2 separate regions of the Homo sapiens genome follow, and region 1 is linked to region 2. A link is an interaction called in ENCODE POLR2A ChIA-PET data of the cell type or tissue named here. Cell type or tissue: GM12878. All regions are shown on one strand. Each heading gives the region's core, and the rest is flanking DNA. Links, peaks and the distances in the headings are about the cores only. Region 1 overlaps ATP1A1 (ATPase Na+/K+ transporting subunit alpha 1). Region 2 overlaps LINC01762 (long intergenic non-protein coding RNA 1762).

Region 1 (9,495 bases), core at 1,105-9,104, 52 kb before region 2:
TTGCAGTTGGCTTCAAAGCCATGCTTATGCCTTGACCTTTTGATGATAAATTTTCCCTTTATTTTTCTACATTTGTTAAATAGAGTTGAATCTTTCACCTAGTTGAATCTTCAACAATTCCCATTTTTGCACTTTTCCCAGCTAGCCCATTGCAGTGTGTTATGGTTATACTATCATTTGTTTAGTTATTCTATCATTTAGTTGGAAATTGTTTTGTACAAAAATTAAAGAAACCTTTTCATAAAATAGGCGTTATGTATCCTTGTTATGTAGAGGATTTTGATATTAAATGTGTAACAAATGTTATAAAAGTAAATAGTCTAGGGATGTCTTATTTCCAGATAATCACTGAAATGTCTGGGAATAACTTGAATAGCAAGCCAATATGTAGCATTTTTTCAGTAAGGCATCAAGAGACATGGGTACTGTGGTATTCTGATATATATTGGTTTTTGTCCACAGTTCCTGGTTCATAACTCCCATAGCCCTTATTACAGTCGTTTGTTATAATGTTGGGTGTGTTAGACCTCAGTGGCAGGCTTCAAGAAACAGGATCTCTCTCCTGCCCTCCTTTTCACCTGTCGCAAGGCAGGACTCTAATCTTGTTCCACTTTTCTGATTTTCCAGGTAGATAGTGTTGGAATTGAATTGGAGGAAACCTTGGTGGTGGGGAGAAACCGCCACACCTTTGCTCACAGAAGTCATCTTCTGTGTTGATTGTTGGGGTGTAAGAGTAGAGAAGAGGCCGGGTGCGGTGGCTCATGCCTGTAATCTCAGCACTTTGGGAGGCTGAGACTGGTGGATCACCTGAGGTCAGGAGTTCGACACCAGCCTGACCAACATGGAGAAACCCCGTCTCTACTAAAAATACAAAATTAGCCTGGCATGGTGGTGCATGCCTGTAATCCCAGCTACTCGGGAGGCTGAGGCAGGAGAACTGCTTAAACCTGGGAGGTGGAGGTTGCAGTGAGCCAAGGTTGTGCCATTGCACTCCAGCCTGGACAACAAGAGTGAAACTCCATCTCAAAAAAAAAAAAAAAAAAAAAAAAAAAAAAAGGAGAGAAGAACAAGGTTGAGAGCGTTTTTCTTGACACAAGCACTTTAAGCTCCAAGAGGAGGCCTCGAGTCAGCTCAGAACAACATGCCAACAGTGACTCTGTGCTTACTTTGTGCCAGGCAGTCTCTAGCCACTTCACATCTCACTTAAGTTTTTATTAGAGTCTTAATGAAGTGTGCTCTCTCCGACCTATGCCCATTACTCAAATGCTGCGGGTCTATTTCTTTACTTATAAAATGAGGTTAATAATGCCTAAAAAAGGATTGTCATGAGAATTAAACAAGTTAATTAAAGCACTGAATTCAGTTCCTGGCATGTAGATAGCACTCAAATGTTTGGTAACATGAGCACAAAACACAGATAAATAGATACTTTAGACAAAAATATTTTATTTTTTTTTTGACTTGTTATTTTGAGAGTATAAAAGTGATCATATTTTCCTCTCTTAATGAGAGCTTATATGTAATTGCCTGCTGTCAGTGAATCTTGGGTTTAAGGCCCATTAGAAAAATAGCAGGCTTTAGTAGAGTGGTTTTTTCCAGTGAGTACTTTTCAGTCAACAGGTTTATTGGGAGGTGGCTAAAATGCACATGGAGGTGAGCCCTTCCCTGCCAGACAAGCAAAGAATCAAGCTGTATATTTAAAACTTGGCTGTTAACCCAAAGGATTTCTACAGGAAGTTTTTTTCTCCTTTGATGTTTGTAGAGGGGTTTTTTTTCCCCTCCCGACAAAATCAATACACAGAAAACCCAAAGCTCTTAATTTGCAAAACTGAATGGATTTGTGAAAATAGATACCTTTTTGGCAGAAATGCAATTTGGCATTAATCCCTTGATCTAAAACTTAGAAGAAACCAGGCTGAATTCAAATTTATTGATGGATCAATTTAAAGAGTTTTAATCTGGGTGTTATGAGTTCCTTGGGCCTATTGTTTGCCTGAACCCTGTGGGGACTGGCTCATCAGCAGAATTATTCATGGAGGAATTTGCTAGGTTTTACCTTGGCTCTCTAGCTTGGGACATTTTGTTTCTTCCTTAAATCCTTATTGCAACCGTCCAGCTACCAGGTAGGTATATTGCCTTGTAAGTGCTGGTACAGTTTGCCTTATTTATATTCCACTGCTTCTCAGGGATTAACATCTGCTCGTGCAGCTGAGATCCTGGCGCGAGATGGTCCCAACGCCCTCACTCCCCCTCCCACTACTCCTGAATGGATCAAGTTTTGTCGGCAGCTCTTTGGGGGGTTCTCAATGTTACTGTGGATTGGAGCGATTCTTTGTTTCTTGGCTTATAGCATCCAAGCTGCTACAGAAGAGGAACCTCAAAACGATAATGTGAGTTCTGTAATTCAGCATATGGATTTGTAGTACACATCAGATATCTTCTCCGTCTTTGTCTCCCACTTCTTCTCAATTACCACTCATTACTTAATGGTTATGAACTCATTACTTAATGGTTATGAACAGCTGTTGCCTTCAAGGCTCATCCATTCTTCCTTCGTTTCCATTTCCTCTCTCTACCACCCACGTTGTAGATGCTCTTACAAGTGGGATGCCCACCTGCATGTGCTGCTGTGAGCAGGCAGCTCTGCTCAGGCCCCGGCCGCCACCCACTGGATGGCAGAGCACAGCGATTCATGTTGGCACATCCACCTGTCCAGAAATGCTTGGTGGCCATTCTTCAAAATCCACAAGTTGGTTGAAAAACAATCTTTGTTTTATAAAGCAGGAGAAACTGATGCATCTAGAACCTTTCCAAACGTCCAGTTAGTGATCAAGTGTTGGTGTGCCTGACTCCATTTCTGACCCTTCCTGTGTGGTCTTTAGAAGGATAAATAAGAAAACATGAGTTCTATATTTCTGAAATCTTGGTTTCTCTATTAAAAATCTGTTTTTTATTCAGTCAAAAAATTAATTGAATGTCCCTAATTATTGTGTAGAGCCACGGGCCCTAACTTGTCTTTTCCCTTCCAGCTGTACCTGGGTGTGGTGCTATCAGCCGTTGTAATCATAACTGGTTGCTTCTCCTACTATCAAGAAGCTAAAAGTTCAAAGATCATGGAATCCTTCAAAAACATGGTCCCTCAGGTACCAGACGCTTTGTCCTTCCCCAGTGGATGACTTGACAGCCCCAAGCATGTCAGCCTGTGAATTAGTGTGAAGTTAAGGTTTTCCAAGTATTACATGACTCATCAGAGAGATGGATGTCTTCTACCCCACCCAAAACCAACCTATTTTCCTTCTATCCAAAAAGTGGTAGCCTTTCTTTTGAATGTAAACTCTGAATACAGGCACACCATGTAACAGCAATATCTCTTAAACTGGCGAGCAAGCTTTTGTAACTTGTGTAAATAAAAAAGTGAATAATATCTTTGTTTTGTATTCAGGTAATTAGGATTATGACTATTTTTATTTTCTTGTTTTGGACACTACCTTCTCTTTGTTGGTATACTAACGGTGTAAATTGTTTCTTTTCCAAAGCAAGCCCTTGTGATTCGAAATGGTGAGAAAATGAGCATAAATGCGGAGGAAGTTGTGGTTGGGGATCTGGTGGAAGTAAAAGGAGGAGACCGAATTCCTGCTGACCTCAGAATCATATCTGCAAATGGCTGCAAGGTAGCTCTTTTATTTTAACAAACCTCATAGCTAGCTCTGCTGTTCGGGCAGCTTGATTTGAGGGGTACAGTAGCCCATGATAAGGCTGGTGTATTCACATGACATTTTTCTTCTTTTCCTCACATATAGGTGGATAACTCCTCGCTCACTGGTGAATCAGAACCCCAGACTAGGTCTCCAGATTTCACAAATGAAAACCCCCTGGAGACGAGGAACATTGCCTTCTTTTCAACCAATTGTGTTGAAGGTAGGCCATTTTTGGGCACTTTGAGCATGGCGTGGTATTTCTCTTGGGCATTAACAAAATCAAAACCATAGGCACAATCTCTTGTTTTATTGGCTCCATTTCTGAGAACTTGTGTCAAGCACAGAGCAGAGGTGTTTTCCTAGCTGGCAGGAAACCTTGTGGCAGTTTCCCTTCCCTCCACCTCCACCCTGCCTCTTCTGTCAACAACACCAGTCTGGCATGGGTGTTGGAGCTGCTGTCCTGCTACTGGAGAGAAGTCCCTTTGCCAAACAGCATGTACAGCCAAAGAGCTGGCCCTTAAAAAGTGCTTTTATCAACTCTTTTTGTTTTTTTAGTCATCCTATGTAATTGTGTAAAATCCGTGGCTTCCTTCAGGTTAGATACAATTAGGTACAGTTCTCCCTCCCCTTCTTTTTAAGGCACCGCACGTGGTATTGTTGTCTACACTGGGGATCGCACTGTGATGGGAAGAATTGCCACACTTGCTTCTGGGCTGGAAGGAGGCCAGACCCCCATTGCTGCAGAAATTGAACATTTTATCCACATCATCACGGGTGTGGCTGTGTTCCTGGGTGTGTCTTTCTTCATCCTTTCTCTCATCCTTGAGTACACCTGGCTTGAGGCTGTCATCTTCCTCATCGGTATCATCGTAGCCAATGTGCCGGAAGGTTTGCTGGCCACTGTCACGGTAAGAGGCAGGTGATGGTCACCCTGACTCAGATCAGCTTGCACGAATGTTACACTCTTCCGCTATCCTATTCTAAGGTATTGCCAACTTATGTTTTATTCTGGATGTTTGATATAGTTCTTCTTGAGAGCCACATCACGTGGTGAATTTTGACAGTGAGAAAACCTCAGCATTTGTTTATACGTAAGATAACCCCAAAGCATACATTTTGCTTTTAAATTATCACGTGGTCCTGAACAGTGCAGTGGAGAAAGGAGAAGAACTTGGGATCAAGTAGGGGGATAGAATATGGTAGAATCCTGTTATTATTTTTCTTAATAGATTGCTTTTCTGGAAGGAAGGGGAAGCCTCATGTATGGGTTCCCCTTATTATTTCTTCAAACTTCAGAAGAAGGTTGGAGAGATTTAATTTTAGACAAATTTCTTCCACATTAGGATATAGCAAGAATCTGTATAGAATTCCAGCCTGGTTGAGTGAAGTAATAATCTTCCTAATATTTTTTAGGTCTGTCTGACACTTACTGCCAAACGCATGGCAAGGAAAAACTGCTTAGTGAAGAACTTAGAAGCTGTGGAGACCTTGGGGTCCACGTCCACCATCTGCTCTGATAAAACTGGAACTCTGACTCAGAACCGGATGACAGTGGCCCACATGTGGTTTGACAATCAAATCCATGAAGCTGATACGACAGAGAATCAGAGTGGTAAGGCCAGGGTTACCACACACCTCAGCCACCTGCTGACTTCGCTTGGTTTTTTTTCTTTTAAGAAATTGCATGAAATTTCTTTTTTTTTTTTAAGCTCATGGCAGCTTTTTCTTTCTTTTTTGTTTTTTTTTTTTTTATCATTTAGTGAAGAGTCAAGGGTATGGGATATTGATTTTTTGCATGTCAGTAGAAACTTTAAATTGCCCTACAAACGTGACTGAAGAATGCCTAAAATGTGATTGGTTTCATTAATTGGGAAATGAGATGTATCACTGCAGATTTCTATGGGACTTTAATAGGAGAACTGAGAACACAGCCTTTGAAGTTAATGCATTGTTGTTCTGTTGTGTTTTCTTGCCTCCATCAGGTGTCTCTTTTGACAAGACTTCAGCTACCTGGCTTGCTCTGTCCAGAATTGCAGGTCTTTGTAACAGGGCAGTGTTTCAGGCTAACCAGGAAAACCTACCTATTCTTAAGGTATGCTCAAGAGTTAACTAATGGAGGGATGTAGACAGCACATGAGAACTGCCATTTGAGTGTTAAAAGTAGCAAATTACCTTTGTGGTCTGTGTGACTGTTCACTGTAGAACACCTGGAGTGGTCTGTGCAGTACTTTGCTGTGTGTAACTTACATTGTGTTGCCTGTAGATCCTGATGTATTATAGGACCCCCTGCTCCATATAGGTTGATTAAAAAGGGAAGATGCAGTAAAAATCTGACCAAAGTGGGAGGGGAGGAGACGGAAGACAGTCTTTATTGGTGAAAAACCTAATTCATCTGCTTTTACTACTCTTGAGTTTATATGTTATCACCTAACCTAGTGGACAGTGAGAGCTGAGGGCTGCAGTGACTCCATAATCGTATTTGCATATTAGGATACAGTAGATTCCAGTAACTCCTTTAAGCCATTTATTTTCCTGAAATAGCTCAGCTTATCTTATCTTATTGGTTCTTAGCTTGTTTACTAATGATGTAAAAATAAGCTCCAGGCCAAAATAAGCCCAGCCTTAGCCTGTGGAATTCTGATGCAGTTTGAAATGATTGAGATTTTACTATGCTGCCCAAGTGAAGATGCAGTCTCAGAAGGATCATGAATTGTACAAAGTCCTGTAGGAGAAGAAAGCTATGTGAGGCTCTCTGGGTCCCACATTCTCTGTGAAGCTGCCTGTAGTAGTTGTGGGTATAAACTAAGTTGCCAAAGGGAATATGGCTTGGATGTAACTCAGATGCCTTCTGTGATGAGGATAGGGTTCATTTATTCTGCAAAGGAGATTTTCTTGGCATTGAATTGATGTTGATTTGAGGATAATGTTGTGTATCTTGAGGATAAAACTTGAGATAAATGTTTCATGTTTTTCTTTACCTCAAAGTGGAAATGTTCTAGGCTTTGAGCATCAGGTCCCACAAGTATCAAATCTTTCCTGATTAAAAAACCCCAGAAAGGTAGCAGAAGCTGTATTCCAAGTATTTCTGGAGTTCGGCCATGTTGATGGCATTATTACTAAAAAGCGGGGAGGGAGAAGCAGCCCTATTCTGCTTTTATTAAAAATGGCTTTTATTAAAATAAGTGGCTTTTATTTAAAATGTCCCCCACTTATTTTGTGTTTCTTTCCAAACCCAGCCAACTTTCTTGCTCTGTGGAGCTGCTATACTTCTGAGCATTGATCTGTTCATCTGCATATGCAGCCTTACATGTTAAGGTTCTAAAAGGTTTACCTATATAAAATTTGTTTACAACTGAAAATGCTTTCAGTATGTCAAAATATAAGTGTGTCATCATGTATCATAGAAAATATGTGTGTCACTGAAGCATGGGCTTTAACTAAAATGTTACGTGGTTCGATTTTATTACTGTTGGAGTTGGTAATAGCTTTCAGTTCACATCCTTCAGGCCCAGTTAATTTTGCACAGTTATGATTAGAATGCACAGTCTTCTACTTTGCCCTTGACACAGGCAGCTTGTCCCCAGTCCTGAGACCTTAAGCATTTTCTTACGAATTCTACGGTAATGAAAGGTGCTATAAATGTTTAATCTCTCACTTGGTATTTTCAGATAAGTAACCAGAAGTAGGTAGTTGGGAATAGCATTGGCTTTGAGACTTTTCAGTAGGCCAGGGGAAGATAGAAATAGACTGCAGTAGGTTGGAAGGGTGTGTTAATACCTCTTCTAGGGAAGGTGACACCTTCCCACACCCTTCTTTCACTAGAAGCTGCTGTGGGGTGGGGAAGGACGTTGGGGTTTGAGTCTGAAGCACTGTGAACAGCAGTGGTCGGGGCTAGAGGGACTCCTGTCCCACTTAACACCGCTGCTTCCTTCTTGCCCATCCTCTGCTACCTCTGACAAGATTGGAATGTGTCTTGAGTTATTTTTCCTGTTTTTTAGTGATGCCTCAGTGAAATTTTTTGGAGATAATTTACAGATGATGTCTCTGTTCACAGCGGGCAGTTGCAGGAGATGCCTCTGAGTCAGCACTCTTAAAGTGCATAGAGCTGTGCTGTGGTTCCGTGAAGGAGATGAGAGAAAGATACGCCAAAATCGTCGAGATACCCTTCAACTCCACCAACAAGTACCAGGTCTGAAGATCGATGGGTACACGGAGGGCGAGGGCAAGCTGGGGGACAAAGAGGGGAGGTACATGAGCAGGAAGAGGAAATATTCTCCCTTTGGAGTTTTATAAGCTTTAGCTTTAAATTTTGCCCTTGATTACCATAGAATGCCATAATTTAGTTGAATATCAGCAGGATAAATGAAGCCTCTTGCAAAACACTGTTGAGCCCTTTTGAATACTTGTGGTTTGGGGTGGGTGTGGGCATGTGGGGAGGTGGCTGGAGGTATGTGTACACAAGTGTTCCCCAATCCCTGTGTTCTGAAATTTCGTATGTTCTTTTTTAATGTGAACAAATGTCAGGAATTTATGAATATATCATAGTGCTCATTTTTTTTTTTTTCTGTAGCATTCAAAGTATGTTACAGGTGTAAGATACTTCAGAGTTCAGAAAGAAGGGATCTTGGGTCTTTTATAGCAAATACTAAATAGTAAGTGAAGCTTTGTTTTCCACCATGGACTGCCACACATCCAACCATCCAATGTTTATGTCTCAACAATCCTTCACAGTTGTCTATTCATAAGAACCCCAACACATCGGAGCCCCAACACCTGTTGGTGATGAAGGGCGCCCCAGAAAGGATCCTAGACCGTTGCAGCTCTATCCTCCTCCACGGCAAGGAGCAGCCCCTGGATGAGGAGCTGAAAGACGCCTTTCAGAACGCCTATTTGGAGCTGGGGGGCCTCGGAGAACGAGTCCTAGGTATGCAGATAACCTGGTAACAGAGTGCCTGGGCACGTTTTTATCCAGTAACCTAGTCTGGTAGACAGTTAACAAGTGATCCTATGAACCTCTATGTCTTGTTGACCTTCCTCTACATCTTTTAGGGGCAATCCTCCTATTTGTTTATTTGCCCCCTATTATTTTGAAAACAATAAGTGCTGAAGAAATGTTCAGCGTATTGGGCTGTGAGAAACAACGTCCTGATGGTTTGCTTCTGACTTGTACTTAGACCTTTGGTCTCATGCTAGTCAGTTCTGTTTGTTTAAAAAAAAAAATGGTGGAAGAATATCTTTCTTATCTAACCTTTGTTGCTGTGGACATGACTTATAAGCCTAATTAAAGTTAATTAATTCTTAGTGTGTCTAAGTTAGACATACTATTTCCTGACTGCCTTGGAATGGGTGTGAATTTACATGAGCACTTATGTGCTCAGCTTAGAAACTAGACTAACGGTAAACTTTTAGTCTAAGATGCTACCTATTTTTTTCTACCCTGACAGCTACTGAGGCTGAGAAGTTCACTTTACCCATTGTCTAATGTATTTGGGAAAGTGGCATTTATAATACTTTGTAGGTTGACAGATACTACATTCATTATTTATATAATGCTTCCTATTCTTCTTAACTTGGGTAAATCTAACTCATGGTATCTTTCGTATGTGTCTATCCAACCGAAGGATTGCTATCTTCTCTTTAAGTGTTTTTCACTTCCCTACTTCCACCACCCCAAAGTGGAAGCAGTCTCTCTTCTTTTGAGTCCACATGGCACGTTAAAGATCATTGTAACGTCATACAACATTGAAAAGAATGTCTTACATTATCTTGATTCTTGTATTTACTATACTAGATGATA
Region 2 (15,990 bases), core at 3,521-11,520:
ATCTCCATAGTTTTATTTTTTTCAAGAATGTCCTATAAATGGAATAATTCAGTATGTAATCTTTTTTTACCTTCAACTTTTAATTTTGAGATAAATGTAGGTTATGCAGTGGTAAAGAATAATACAGAGATTCTATGCGCACTTTACCCAATTTCCCTTAATGATATTGCAAAACTATAAGGTTGAGATATAGAATATTTCCAACAGCACAAGGATTCCTCATTGTCCTTTTATTCCCACACTCACTTCCTTTCCACCCCCACCGACTCCTTAATCCCTGGCAATCACTAATCTAGTCTCCATTTCTAAAGTCTTGTCATTTCGAGAATGCCATATTTAAGGAATCATACTGTATGTAACCTTTTGTGATAGGATTTTTTCACTCAGCATAATTCTCTGGAAATGCATCTAGATTATTGTCTGTATTATCGGTCATTCCTTTTTCCTGCTGAGTATTATTCTGCAGTGTGGATGTACCAGAGTTTGTTTAACCATTCACCCATTGAAGGATATCTGGGCTGTTTCCAGGTTTTGGCTACCATGAATAAAGCTATTGTAAACATTAGTCTACAGGATTTTGTATGAACATTTGTCTTCATTTCTCTGGGATAATTGCCCAGGAGTGTAATTGCTGGGTCATACGGTAGTTACATGTTTAGTTTTTAAAGAAACTGACAAATCATTTTCAGATTGGTTGTAACATTTTTTACTTTCCTGCCAGCAATATGTGAGTAGTCCAGTTTCTCTACATCATCATCAGCATTTAATGTTACCACGATTTGTTTTTAGCCATTCTGATAGGTGTGTGGTGATAAAATTGTCATCTTAATTTTCTTTTCCCTAATGGCTGATGATGTTGAACAACTTTTGATGTGCTATTTACCATTTGTATATCTTTTTCAGTGAAATGTCTGTTTATGTCTTTTGCCCATGATCTAATTGGATTATTTGCTTTTTTATTGTTGAGTTTTGAGAGTTCTTTATATATTCTAGATACTAATCATTTGCTGCATATGTGATTTGTAAATATTTTCCTCCATTCTGTAGCTTGTCTTTTCATCGTTTTAACAGGAGCTTTTATAGAACAAAAATTTTAAATTTTCATTAAGTCCAACTTATCATTTTTTCTTTCATGATTATGTTTTTGGTATTAAGTCTGAAAACTCTTTGCCTAGCTGTAGACCTCAAAGATTTTCTCCTAGTTTTGGGGTAAAAGTTTTATATTTTTGTGTTTTACATTTAAGTCCATGATCTATTTTGAGTTAACTTTTGCTTAAGGGTGTGAGACTTAGGCCAATATTGGTTATTTAGTTGGTTGGTTGGTTGGTTGGTTGATTGATTGATTATAGGTGCCTATAGGTGTCCATTGGTGACAGCATCATTTGTTGAAAGGCTTTCCTTTCTCTATGCAGTTGCTCTTGACTCTTGTTAAAGTCAGTTGGGCATAAAATGTCCAGAATAGGCACATTTATTGAGGCAGAAAATAGACTAGTGGTTGGTCTAGGGCTATGGGGGAAGTTGCAGAAAAGTATGGGTCACTGATAAAGGGTACAAAGTTCTTTGGGGGGTAATAAAAGTGGTCTAATATTGATTGTGGTGATGGTAGCATGACTCTGAATATATTAAAAACCACTGGGTTTTACATTTTAAGTAGGTGAGTTGTATGGTGTGTGAACTATATCCCAGTAAAGCTGTGACCAAAAGAAATCAGTTTGGCATATTTGTGTGGGTCTATTTCTGGTTTCTGTATTCCATTCAATCGGTCTATGTGTCTATTACTTTGCCAATACCACAAAGACTTGATCACTGTAGCAGTACAGTAAGTCTTAAAATGTGGCAGATGGTTTCCTTTCACTTTATTTATTTTTTCCAAAATATTTTAGCTAGTCTAGTTCCTTTGCCTTTTCACATAGATCTTAGAATGATTCTATCCATGTCTGCAAAAATCTTATCAGGGTTTGGATAGGTACTGCCGATCCTCTGTATCAATTGGTTTCACATCTGTAGATTCAACCAACCAAGGATCAAAATATTTTTTAAATAAAAAATAACAATGCAACAATAAAAAATACAAATAACAATACAACATATCAACTATTTACATACATTTAATTGTATTAGGTATTATAAGTAATCTAAAGATGATTTAAAGTATATGGGAGGCTGTGCTTAGGTTTTATGCAAATACCATGCCTTTTTATTGAGGGACTTGAGCATCCAAGGATTTTGGTATGGAGGAGGGTGTCCTGGAGCCAATTTCCTGAAAATATCGAGAGATAATTGTATCGCAATAAGTGTATATCAATTTGGGAGAAATTGACATCTTTGTTAAATTTTCCAATTCATGTTGTGCAGGAGATGGGTTTTCTGAATATATATGTAGGAAATATATATAGGAAATATATATATATTAGAAATATATATAGGAAATATATATATATTAGAAATATATATATAGGAAATATATATATATTAGAAATATATATATAGGAAATATATATATATTAGAAATATATATATAGGAAATATATATATATTAGAAATATATATAGGAAATACATATATATAGGAAATGTATATTTTATATTTATATATATATATATATATATATATATATATATATATATATATATACAAAATTTCCAATTCATGAACATGGCATGTCTCTGCATTTATTTAGATGATTTCTTTCATCAACGTCATGTGATTTTCTGAATTTAAGTTTTGTACATTTTGTTAGACTTACCTAAGTATTTATTTTTTTAAGGCTATTGTACATGATATTGTATTTTTAATTGTAGTGTTCAAGTCTTCACTGCTAGTATATAGATGTATGACTGATTTTTGTATGTTTGTCTCGTACCGTTACATTGCTGAATTAATTGATTAGTTTTGGATGTTTTTTTGTGGATGCCATGTCATTTCTAGGCAAATAAGCATTTCATCTGAAATAGAAACAGTTTTATTTATTCCTTTCTGATCTATATGCCTTTTATTCTCTTTTCTTGCCTGATTAAACTGGCCAGAACTTCCAGCACTATGTTGAATAAGAGTGATGAGAGCACACATCCTTGTTTTGTTGCTGATATTAGGAACAAAGTATTCAGTCTTTACAATTAGGTATAATGTTAGCTGCAAGTTTTTCGTAGATGCTTTTTATCAAGTTGAAGTTTCTTTCTATTATTGTTTTTCAAAAAAACTTTTTATCATGAATAGGCATTTAATTTTGTTGAATGCTTTTTCTTTTACATCAGTTGATATGATCATCTAATTTTTCTCCTTCTTTTTTAGTCTGTTAACATAGTGAATTACATTGATTGCGCCAGCCTTATATTTCGGGAATGAACTCTAATTGGTGACTTTTTATATATTGCTAAATTCTATTTAGCAACAGAATACTTCTTTTTATATATTGCTAAGTTCTATTTCCTATTTTCTTAGAAATTTTGCATCTGTATTCATGAAAGATATTGTTCTGTAATATTCTTTTTTTGTACTGTCTTTGTCTGGTTTTGGTATGCAGGTAATACCAGCTTGATGAAATAAATTGGGGTGGGTTCCTTCCTATTTTATTTTCTGGAAAATATTTTGTAGAATTGAAGTAAATTCTTCTTTATTCTTTTTTATTCTCCAAAGACACCATTTAAGCCTGAAGATTTCTTTGTTAGGCGTTTTTTCACTACCAATTAATTCCATTTATTTAGTAGCTTTGGGCTATGCAAATGATCTATTTCATATTGGGTGAGTTGTAGTAGTTTGTATTTTTGAATAGATTTGTCCATTTCATGTAACTTGTCAAATTTGTGTGTGTAGAGTTGTTCATACTATCTTTTTTTATTAACCATTTGATGCCTCCATGGTCTGTAGTGATATGCCCTGTTTCATACCTGATATTAATAATTTGTGTCTTCACTCCTTTTTTGTCAGTCTTGCTAGAGAGGTTTGTTGATTTTATTGATCTTTCAAAGGATCAACTTTTTGTTTCATTGATTTCCTCTACTGTTTTTCTGTTTTAAATTTCATTATTTCTGTGGTTAATTTTATGATTTTCTTCCTTCTGCTTGCTTTGGGCTAATTTTTTTCTTCTTCTCTATGTTCCTGAGACGGGAGTTTAGATTATTGTTTTGACACTTTCCTCCTTTTTCTAGAGTATGCATTTAGTGCTATACATTTTACTCTCAGCACTGCTTTAGCTGTGTCCCACAAAAATTTTGTTGCATTTTCATTTACATTTAGTTCAATGTAATTTTTAATTTCTCTGAGACTTTCTCTTTGATTTATGTATTATTTAGAAGTTATTTAGTTTCTAAGTGTTTGGTCATTTTTTCCATTTTCTTTCTGTTATTGATCACTAACTTGAGTTTATTGTGGTCAGGAGAACACACTCTGTATGATTTCTTTTAAATTTGTTGAAGTTTATTTTATGGCCCTGGATCTGATCTATTTTGGGATATGTTACACTGAAAATTGAAAAAACGTATGCATATTCTGCTGTTGTTAGGCACAGTATTCTATAAATGCTGATTAGATCTTTGTGTTTTTGTTTTGTTTTGTTTGTTTGTGTGTTTGTTTTTTAGATGGAGTGTTGCTTTGTCACCCAGGCTGGAGTACAGTAGCATGATCTCGGCTCACTGCAGCCTCCACCTCTTGGGTTCAAGTGATTCTCCTGTCTTAGGCTCCTGAGTAGCTGGGATTACAGGAGTCCACCACACCTGGCTAATTTTTGTATTTTTAGTAGAGGCAGGGTTTCATCATGTTGGCCAGGCTGGTCTCAAACTCCTGACCTCAAGTGATCCACCCTCCTCGGCCTCCCAAAGTGCTGGGATTATAGGCATGAGGCACCGTGCCCAGTCTATATCTCCTTATATAGCTTTTTCAATAGTTTCTTTTGGTATTGTGTTATATGTCCACATCATAGTCTACTGCTGCCATCACTTTTTAAAAATTCTACTCCTGTGACACACCATCATTTTATCAGTACATATGAGGTGTAGAAACCTTAGCCTCCCTTTATGCCTTTTTATCCTCTCCTTATTATAATTTTCTTAAATATTTCCTTTTCACATTTAGAACCACCTAAGACAGTATTATAATTTTTACTTCAATTATCAAACAAAATCTAAAATACTCGAGGAATCTTTACCCATATTTTTGATTACCATGTTTTTTTTGTTCTTCCTGCCATTCCAAGATTCTGTCTTTTATCATTTCCTTCTGTTAGAAAACTTTGTCTAGCCATTCTGTTAGAGTAGGTCTGCTAGTGATAACTTTTCTTAGTTTGACTTCATGTTCACTGAGCATGTTTTCATTTCCCCTTCATTCCTGAGGATGTTTTCCTTGGATATAGGATTCTGAGTTAACATGTTTCAACACTTGAAAAATGTTGTGCCACTTCCTTTTGCCTCCATGGTTTCCGATAAGAAATCCACTGTTATTTGAATTATTTTCTCTTATGAGTAAAGTATTATTTTTCTCTTTGCATTGAAGACTTTTTTCTTTGTTTTTAATTTTCTGAAGTTTGCTCAACATATGTCTTGACATAAGTTTCTCTGGTTTTATCCTATTTGGATAAAACTTTTAGAATCTGCTTTAAAAATCTATAGGGTTTTTTTGGTATTTTGCCAAATTTGGGAAATTTTCAACTATTGTTTTTTCAGTGCTTTTTCAGCTCTGCCCTTTATCTCTTCTTCACTCCAATGACAAAATGTGTTTTTTTTTTGTTATGGCCCCACAAGTGCAGAGACTATTCATTTTTTTCTCAGTGTTTTTTCTCTCTGTTGTTCACATTGATGGTAATTTGGGTAATTGCTCTATCTTCAGATTCGATGATTTTTTCCTCTTTTTCCTTCATTTTCTTATTGAGCCCATTGAGCTTGTTACTTTCATTATTGTATTTTTTCATTCTCAAATTTTCATTTGGTTCTTCTTTATACTTTCTATTTCTTTACTACTTTCTGTTTTCATTTGTTTTAAGAATGTTCATAATTGCTTTTTAATGATGGCTCCTTTAAAATCCTGGTTAGATAATTCTAACATTTCTGTCATCTTGGTGTTGGCATCCGATGATCATTTTCTTTTTATTCAGTTTGAGATCTTCATGGTTCTTGGTATGATAAATAATTTTCTATTGAAACCCGGACATTTGGGGTATAAGTTATGAGATTCAGGATCTTACTTAAGTCTTCTATTTTAACAGACTTTCTCTGACACTGCTGGGGCAGGAAAATGGGAGAGAGACACTATTTTATTACAGCGAGGTGGAGATGGAAGACCAGGCTCTTCACTTGGCCTCCACTGACACCTGAGATTGGGGCTCCTTATCACTGCTGGGCCGGGATGGGAGTTCTAAGTCTCCACTGTGCCTCCACTGACAACCTCCTGGCTCGGTGAGGTAGGGTTGCTTCTTACTGATCTCCACATGGCCACCACAGGCACCATGGGGGTGAATGGCTCTTTACTCTGTGTAATGATGAAAAGCCCTGACTCTCTGTGAGTCCTGACGCTACCCCAATGGGGAGCAGGACAGGCAACTTCTTGCAGCCTGTTAAATGTTTAGGTTCCACATTTGATCATTGCTGGTATGGAGGTTACAAGTTTTTTGCTTTTTTGTTTTTTTTTTTCACAATGGTTGTCACCAGTAAAGCAGTTAATTTCTAAAATGTTTCTGTTTGGTCAAGATGCCCTTTCCTTAGTTGTCTGGCTAGAGAGAAAAGACTTTTGTTGGAGCTTTTTTTTGTCTGCATTCATCAGCATTTCCAGATTGCCAGTTTCTTGAGCACCCATTTTTGGGTATATAAGGCAAACAACAACAACAACATAAAACAAAAAAATACCACAGGAAGTTCAACCCCTTGTTGTTCCTCAAATCCTAAGGTCGCTAGCTGGTCTGCCTTCTTCTCTCAACCCTCGATTTTCTTTTCTTTCTTTTTTCTTAACTTTTGTTTTAGGTTTGGGGTTACATGCGAAGGTTTGTTACATAGGTGAACTAGTGTCACAGGGGTTTGTTGTACAGATTACTTTATCATTGAGGTATTAAGCCCAATACCCAATAGTTATCATTTCTGCTCCTCCCACCTTCTACCCTCAAATAGACCCCAGTGTTTGCTGTTCCCTTGTTTGCGTTCATGAGTTCTAATCATTTAGCTTTCACTTATAAATGAGAACATGTGGCATTTGGTTTTCTGTTTTTCTGTTCCTGCATTAGTTTGCTAAGGATAATGGCCTCCAACTCCGTCCATGTTCCCACAAAAGACATCATCTTGTTCTTTTTTATGGCTGCACAGTATTCCATGGTGGATATGTATCACATTTGCTTTATCCAATCTGTCATTGACGGGCATTTAGGTTGATTCCATGTCTCTGCTATTATGAATATTACTGCAATGAACATTTGCGAGCATGAGTTTTTATGGTAGAATGCTTTATATTTCTCTGGGTATATACCCAGTAATGGGATTGCTGGGTTGAATGGTAGTTCTGCTTTTAGCTCTTTGAACCCCTCAGTTTTCTTATGCTTGTTTTATATATGATTTCTAGGCTACTTATCTTGAGGAGTGGAGAAAAGCATATCTTTTTCTTCCTGGAAACAGAGTCACTATGCAGCCTTTGAGACTGGTTTCTTGCACTCAGCATAATGCATTTGAGATTCATCTATGTTGTTGCATGTATTAATAGTTTATTCCTTTTTACTGCTGAGTAGTCCACTGTATATTCCAGTTTGTTTATATGTGCATCTGTTGAAGGAAATTTTGGTTGTTTCCAGTTTGGGAGACTATGAATAGAACTGCTATAAATATTTTTGTACAGGTTTTTGTAGGAACACAAATTTTCATTTCTCTAAAGTAAATACCCAGCAGCAGAATTACTGACTTGTACAATAAATTTATGCTTAAACTTTATAAGAAACTGCTAAACTGTTTTCCAGAATGGCTACATCATTTTTCATTCCCACTAGCAGCATATGACATTTTCTGTTACTCCACATCCTTGCTTATATTTCGTATTTTCATTTTATTTTTATTTTATCCGTATTAACAAATGTGTAATAGTATTTCATTGTGGTTTAATTTGCATTTCCCTAATAGCTAATTCCGTTTAACAGCTTTTCATGTGCTTAATTGCCATCTATATGTCCTCTTTGGGGAAGTGTCCATTTGAGTCTTTTGCCCTTTTTTTTCTTTTCTTTCTTTTTTCTTTTCTTTTTCTTTTTTTTTTTTTTTTTTTTTGAGACAGAGTTCTCACTCTGTTGCCCAGGCTGGAGTGCAGTGGAGGGATCTCACAGTAACCTCTGCCTCCTAGGTTCAAGGGATTCTCCTGCCTCAGCCTCCCCAGTAGCTGGGATTACAGGGGCGCATTACCACACCCGGTTAATTTTTGTATTTTTAGTACAGACAGGGTTTCACCATGTCGACCAGGCTTTTCTCAAACTCCTGACCTCAAGTGATCTGCCCACCTTGGCCTCTCAAAGTGCTGGGATTACAGGCGTGAGCTACCACGCCCAGCCAACTTTCTGATTCTTGATCCTCAAGGGATCTGCCCTCTTCAGTCTCCCAAAGTCCGGGGATTATAGTCATGAGCCACCACACCTGGCCCTGTTTGCTGTATTGTATCCATTTCTTCCACTTCTCTGCACTTAGAACCAGTTCTGTCTCTCTCCCTCTACTGCAGTATGCTCAAGGACCATGATCAGCTGACTCCTGGAGGTTTTCATTTATCAGATTGATGTACAACTCTGACAGGTAACCAGGAGGAATGAAGTCCAGCATGAATTTGGCCCCCATCAGATGTGTAGAAGAGCCAGGGGATGAGGGTCTAGAGAGGGAACAACTGATGAATAAAAAAGCTCCCCAAGAAAATTCACATGCTTGGTAGTATTCCTTTTAGCACCAGCTTTTTCTGCTCCTGGCTCCTGGGGAGAAAAATGTCTCCTGCTAGTTCTGAGGCAAACCCAGTGCCACTGGACTCCCAGGGACACAGGAATGTCACCCATGCTCATGGGCTTGATTGTGTTTCAATGGCATTCATATTTCCCTGTCTCCAAAGGTACCTTCTGTTGTACTTGTGTTCCAGCTGGAGCTCTGCTTATGAGACTCCTGGAAGTGGATGTCCTGTTGCCAGCCACATCTCGGAGGTTACTTACTACAGCAGGCGCACCATTCTCTGCCCATTTTCTTCCAAGCAAGGAAGCCCTCAGCCATTTAGCACTCATAATTGTCCTTTATACCTCAGTCTACCCATCCTTTTATTATTATTATTATTATTTTCTCTATTTAATTGCAACGAGAAATAGACAAAAACAACTATTCTTTTTCTCAATCACTTTACTTATTTTTGTTCAGTACTGAACAATTCTCAGCTATTATATTATTGATGTATCCCGCTGCCCATTCTCTTTCTTCTCTGTGAATTCTGGACAGTTTCTCACATGCCACTAGAAGCCCACACACAAGGGCCCTCTGCTTTTCTCTGCGGAAAGCCACTCAGTGCACACAGGAGCAACCCGACAGTGCAGGTCATGTGTGTCCTCAGGGTAGCCCTTTGCTTTGAAAAATGTGCAGAATGTCGGTGAATTATTTTTATTCTTTATGAGATACATGTAGAATTCAATGTTTATTTTGTCATTTCTTTCTTGAGATGCACATCAGCTTTGTGCATCTCAGAGTGAAAGCTCCCACAAGAGCTTCATCCACTGGTCCTATTTGTCCAATAACAAGATGGATGGAGAGTATAAAAAGATGCCTTGTGCTTATAGTAAAAATGATGTTGATGAACTAGGAAACACATGAAGACCTTCCCCTGCCACTCACCTCCATGTGATGAAGTTGGGGACATAGTTTGACGTGGGTCCCCCGGAAGGACCAGGGGATGTGGAAGTCCAAGATGAGACTCAAACTGGGTTCCCCTACCGCCTCCTCACACCTCAGTCCAGATAGAACAAGGGCAGCCTTGCTCAGAAGAACCTGGGGCTTCTACCAGAAAGTACTAGGAGGGAAGTGATGGAGCCAGAGGATGCAACTCATGTGGATGAGACCCATTTGGCCAATGCACAGCCGGAGAATGTGAGTGGAAGCTCATCCCTAGTGCGTAGGGGTGTGCAGTCAGCCACAGTCTTAGGCCCAACCCAGGCCCAGCCCAGCCCCAGCCCCACTGATGTCACTTTGGTGCTGGATTTGTGAGGACAAGGGAGACCAGATCCTGGCTGCCTTGCCTCTTTCTCCCTCCACTCTCCGTTGCCTCCCTGAGTCACTGCTCAGCAATAACCACTTCAAAGCGGAAGCTACAGCGGTCCCAACTCTGGGCTTGATGTCAGACTTGTCCAGTTCAGATGATGTAGACATTTGGACTGCCATCCTTTTGGCTTCAAGTCATTCGATTGGGCTTTTCTTCAGGACTTACACTCCCTTTACACATCCTAACTGCTCAGAGTGTGCTGAGAGAAATCATTTTTTCAGGAGTCAGTTGAGATGAGGGTTGGAGAGCAAGAGGGTTCAGTGTGTCCTCCGTGACCTGCTGTAATGTGACCAAGAGAAGGCCTTACCCAGAAGCAGGCAGAGGCAAGAAAGGGCACCCTGGGACGGGGCATGTGGGGCCATCATGCCCTCCTGTTCCTCTACAAGGTGGCCCCAGCCTTTGAGTTTGGACTAGGAGACCTGGCCCTTTTGGAAGCGGGAGGTTGGCACTATGGTTATTAAAAGTTGCCCTGTGTGCCTGCCATCCTACCTGACCTCAATCCCTTTGCTTTGGTTAATCCAGTCACTTGTCTCATCTTTAATACATGCTCCAAAAACCCTGTAATAAGTTCCTTTGGGAAACCTTGTGTTCCAGATGCCCAAGTAATTCTTTCAGTGTTCTGAGGGCCATAAAACGAGCAAACTGAGAGAGGGGCAGGCTAAAGATTCCTCTGAGTGTCAGGCGGATCTAGTTTCTTCTTTGACATCTCTTCTGTCTCAAAGCACATCTGCTTAACTTGCTGGCCACACATTGCTAAAGGAATCTGTGCTAGCTTTTTCTTACTCCATTTCTAGATTTTTTTTCCCCAGACCAACTCAACACATGAGAAGATTAAGCCAGTATCCAAGCTCAAGGCTGCACCCCTAACAGCCTGATGTGTATGTGGGCAAAAGTTCTAGAAAGAATAGCCAGTCCTCCCCTGCCCTGTTGTGACCTGTAGAAGACTCTTCATCAAAGCAATACCCCTAGCTGCACCTGACCCTGGGCGTGACCTCCAGCCCAATCCCAACAAGTACATATGGAGCCACAGGTCATAGTCAAAACATGCTGGGCTTCCTTCAGTGGCTGGCTGTGCATAGTCACAGAACAGAGCTGCAGAAAAAGGCCAATTTCTATCCATCTGAATTTTGACATTTGATTGCTATTCAATCTTGGGTCCAAACTACTCATAGCCTCAGTTTCTTCATATGAAGATGAGGAAACTTATCTCTCTAAATTTTGGTTTGCAGTGAGACACATGATCCAGTTTGAATCTTATTAATTAGTTGTGTGCCTGATTTTTACTTTTTATTTATCCTTAAGATTGCCCTCTCATTGTGGTTTTAATTTGCATTTCCCTGATAATTAGTGATGTTGAGCATTTTTTATATGCTTTTTGGCCATTTGTACATCTTTTGAGAACTGTCTATTCACATCTTTTGCCCACTTTTTGATGGGATTATCTGTTTTTTTCTTGCTGATTTGTTTGAGTTCCTTATAGATTCTGGATATTAGTCCTTTGTTGGATGCATAGTTTACAAATAATTTCTCCCACTCTGTGGGTTGTCTGTTTACTCTGCTGGTTATTTCTTTTGCTGTGAAGAAGCTTTTTAGTTTAATTGGGTCCCATCTATTTATTTTTGTTTTTGTTGCATTTGCTTTTGGGTTCTTGGGCATAAACTTGGAGGAACTTTGGAAATCTCAAATTGCGGACAGTAGGTCCTGGGACCTGTAGGCCTTAACAGATGCCCAGGTGACTTCAATGGCCGGCCAGGTTTGGAAATCACAGGTTTCCAGGCTCACAGCCCAACTCCTTTACCTGGCATAGAAGGCTCTCCGTGATCCTGCTCCCCCTGCCTTCCAATCCTATTTCATTTCATGCCTCTTTCCTAACAGTTTATGGAATTTTGTGGCCCAACAGTGCTGAAAGCCAACAGTGTTCACACACATGATGTTATTTCACCTCTCTGCTTTAAGATACAGTCATGCATCACATGATGTTTGGGTCAATGATGGAACATATATACGATGGGGGTCCCATAAGATTATAATAGATAGAAAAATTCCTATCCCCTAGCGATGACATAGCCATGCTAAGTTCAATGCATTACTCATATGTTTGTGGTGATGCATGATGCATGACACAACATGCCATGTCATTGGGTTCAAATGGTAAAAGTGAGTTTGGGGAGGCCATTGACAGCTAAGGGCCGTCAGCTCATCAAAGGGAAAAAACAAAAATTCCTAGTATCTAAGTCTTAACACAGGATATTTTGAGCTTCCCTTTGAGTTAACCTTTATAGGGTATAAACAAGCATACCACATTGCCAGTTGTATAGAAGAATAGTCCATATAACTACATAGAGTGCATAATACTTGATAATGATAAAAATGATTATGTTACTAGTTTATGTATTTACAATACTGTATGTTTTATTGTTAGAGTGTATTCCTTCTATTTATTTAAAAAAAAGAAGGTTAACTGTAAAACAGCCCCAGGCAGGTCCTTCAGGAGGGATTGCAGAAGAAGGCATTGCCTTATAGGAGATGACGGCTCCAGGCCTGTTATTGCCCCTGAATACCTTCCAGTGGGACAAGATGTGGAGGTGGGAGAGAGTGATATTGATGATCCTGACCCTGTCTAGGCCTAGGCTAATATGTGTGCTGCGTCTATACTTTTGATAAAAGGGTTTAAAAAGTTAAAAAAATTAATAGAAAAACTTATGCAATAAGGATATAAAGAAAGAAAATATTTTTATATAGCTGTACAATGTATTCGTGTTTTAAGGCTAAGTGTTACTACAAAAGAGTCAAGGTTTTTTAAAAATGTAAAAGTTTATAAAGTAAAACATAACAGTAAGCTAAGGTTAATTTATTATTGAAGAAAAAATATTTCTTAAATAAATGTAGTGGAGCCTAAGTGTACAGTGTTTATAAAGTCTACAGTACTGTAATGTCCTAGGTCTTCACATTCACACACCACACACTCACTGACCTGCCCACGGCAACTTCCAGTCCTGCAAGCTCCATTCATGGTAAGTGCTCTATGTAAGGGCACCATTTTTTATCTTTTATACCATATTCTTACTGTACATTTTCTTTGTTTAGGTATGTTTAGCTACACAAATCCCATTGCATTACAATTGCCTACAGTATTCAGCATGGCAATGCTCACAGACTCAAGTTGTACCTTTCAGAATACTGTTGTGTTATGATACCAAATACTGTAGGCAATTGTAGCACAGTGGTTAAGTATTTGTGGGTAGCCTAGGTGTGTAGAAGGCTATACCGTCGAAGTTTGTCTAAGTGTATTCTATGATGTTCACACAATGATAAAATCGCCTAATGACGTATTTCTCAGAATGTGTCCCATCATTAAGCAACATGTAACTATACTTCCCCTTCTTCCCACAATGGCCTCTTCTAACTTATCCCCTGAAAAATTCCCATTTGTCCTTTCAGCTCCAGCTCAGACACCAAAGAGTTTTTGCAGAATTTTTCCACTTATATAAAGTTCAAAACAGGCAAAACTAACCTATGCTTTAGTAGTCAGGAGAATGGTTACCCCTTGATGAGGGTGGCAGGTGCTAGTCATGTTTCTTGATCTGGGTGCTAGTTACACAGTTTTACTCCAGTTTTTGAAAATTGATCAACTGTGCACTCATGACATGTGCAGTTTTTGTACAACCAGTTCAGATGACACTTCCTCCAGGAAGCCTTTGTGGATACCTCCCTTAGAGTTAATTCTGCTCCTTTCCTGTTGCTGCTCTGCCTAGTTCTATCTTCTTTTCGGGTATTTAACACTCTGAATTACAATTCCTTTATTGACATGTCTGCCTCTCCATCTAAACTGGGAGCTACTTGAGTACAGGATCTGAGAATCCCCAGCACCTGCCAGCATTCTCCCACATGCTCAATAGATGAGAAGGACTGAATGAAGGAGCAAAGAGAGGAAGAAAGCATGAGCTTGGGTGCAATGGCACTTGCTCCTTTTATCTTTCTTCTTATCAAGAATACACGATATGGTGCTACTGAGCTGTTTTTAACCAACCAGGGCAAGAAATGTAAACAGTCTCCCTTACTGTCCCTCTTGTGCCTGAGAAGGATTGCCTGTGCCCCCACAGCTGGGGATCTGGCCTCTGCAGCTCCTGGGGTGCTCAGCTGGGCTCTCAGTCCACCAAGCCGGTAGCCGCTCCTCTGATCTCATCTCTTGTGTAAACGCCACAGTCCAGAAGGCTTCCCATGGGATCACCGAGTTGGCATCTCCTCACTGTCTTCTATTATTGCTTAGCTGGAGAAAACATTTCACTGCTCCAGGCGAATCATAACAATAACAAAAAAATTTTTTAAGGGCTTATAGGACTAGGAGGGGTTCCTGTGGCCACTTCAGAGCTAAAAGCAGACTCACCACTTGGCAACTGGAATGCCACTCCCTACCTGCATCCTCCTCTACCTTCAGTCCTCCCTGTGTCGCCTCAGGTCCCACTTCCTGCAGGTACCCCAGGCTTTTTCCCTCTCTTTCTAACTAGCAAGACCAGCTGCTGGGACAATGGCCACCTATAACTCAGTGTACACGAATATAACTAAGTCTGAAGTAGCTCTGGTGTGGTGAAAAGAGCTCTGGGCTTGGAACCATAAACTCCAGGTCTCAGTTCTATCACTGTCACCTACTGCCTTGGAGCAAGTCACTCCAACTCTCTTGACCTTGCTCTCCTTTTATATAAACCAAGACATAAACAGGGTATATCGCCTATGGATTGCTAGGAGCATTCACAGTGAGATGGGGAAGCGCAAATACTTCCATACTGCTGTAAACTTCCATGCAAATATGAATAGTATTACAGGTCACATGGATGGAAGGGCACCTTTTCAAGGGGTAGTTGCACTTTAAATCTCACATCCTGAAGGAATTTCCAACATCATTGACTGAGGTGGGGAGAAATTGTGGGTCAGATGACTTTCTGATAAGAGCACTCCAAGACAAAAGGAAATAGAAGTATGTGGAAGGTCATTCACCTCCTTTAGGGAGCTGTATTTCCACATCCTGAGCATCCTGTCTCACTGGTTTTCAACAAGCCTGTCCCTAAGGTCAGAGGAGCCCTTCACTATGTAGTGGCTATTCTCCAAGACATAGTTGAAGCTCCAGCCTCAGTGGCCAACACTGATGGCCCACCCATGCCTGCTGCTCCTCTAAAGAACTGCTAAAATTCCCTGCACACACCTTCACACACACAGGTGCAGAAGCCAAATCAGATGGGTAGTAAAACACACCTTCATCTGTCAACATGCCATGTCATTGGATTCAAATGGTAAAAGTGAGTTTGGGGAGGCCATTGACAGCTAAGGGCCTTCAGCTCATCAAAGGGAAAAAACAAAAATTCCTAGTATCTAATCTAAGTCTTAACACAGGCTATTTTGAGCTTCCCTTTGAGTTAACCTTTAAGGGTGTATATGCCCAAGGAATCCTAGGTGAAACTGTAGTGCAATTGCATAGGAATATCTGACGGAGAGAGGGCTGAAACACATTCCTGTGATGTTAGCAAGTTTGTTCCCAGAGCGTCTAAAGGGGAAGCAGAAGATATTCATCCTCAGATGCTCACAGCCACTGACAAAGCACCCAGCAACATGGTGGCAATGAGAATGGCATTGCTGTTTGATGGGCTTGGGATGGAATCCTGGCTCTGTCATTTACTCAGCATGGGACCTGGTGACCCTTGGAAAAGTTAGAGTCAGGTGCCACCAACTCAGTTTCCTCAATTATACAATAGTAATTAAAATGCC

What was found. ChIA-PET counts read pairs that join two places held together with the same protein. Peaks named below come from ENCODE experiments on the same cell type or tissue, not always from the same donor. Only the 100,000 strongest peaks of a DNase experiment are listed, where the experiment ranks them.
Region 1: POLR2A ChIA-PET joins it to region 2 with 11 read pairs; 4 of 35 experiments call an interaction of 5 or more read pairs at or near these places.

What each region holds. Positions count from the first base shown.
Region 1 is chr1:116,385,102-116,394,596 of GRCh38, forward strand. It overlaps ATP1A1 (ATPase Na+/K+ transporting subunit alpha 1), which reads left to right. Exons shown (of 23, transcript NM_000701.8): 4 at 2,187-2,390; 5 at 3,030-3,143; 6 at 3,537-3,671; 7 at 3,801-3,918; 8 at 4,338-4,606; 9 at 5,112-5,310; 10 at 5,681-5,790; 11 at 7,753-7,887; 12 at 8,430-8,622. ATP1A1-AS1 (ATP1A1 antisense RNA 1) reads right to left here. Exons shown (of 3, transcript NR_027646.1): 3 at 7,764-7,925. Among named protein-coding and RNA genes, the nearest start is that of ATP1A1, 17 kb to the left of the region's middle. RefSeq lists an enhancer at 5,125-5,184. In GM12878, for the core only: no CTCF peak of the experiment used is centred there; no DNase peak of the experiment used is centred there; H3K27ac peaks cover 1,761 bases.
Region 2 is chr1:116,434,544-116,450,533 of GRCh38, forward strand. The region is part of intron 2 of LINC01762 (long intergenic non-protein coding RNA 1762); the gene reads right to left. Among named protein-coding and RNA genes, the nearest start is that of ATP1A1-AS1, 24 kb to the left of the region's middle. RefSeq lists a silencer at 8,425-8,626. In GM12878, for the core only: no CTCF peak of the experiment used is centred there; no DNase peak of the experiment used is centred there.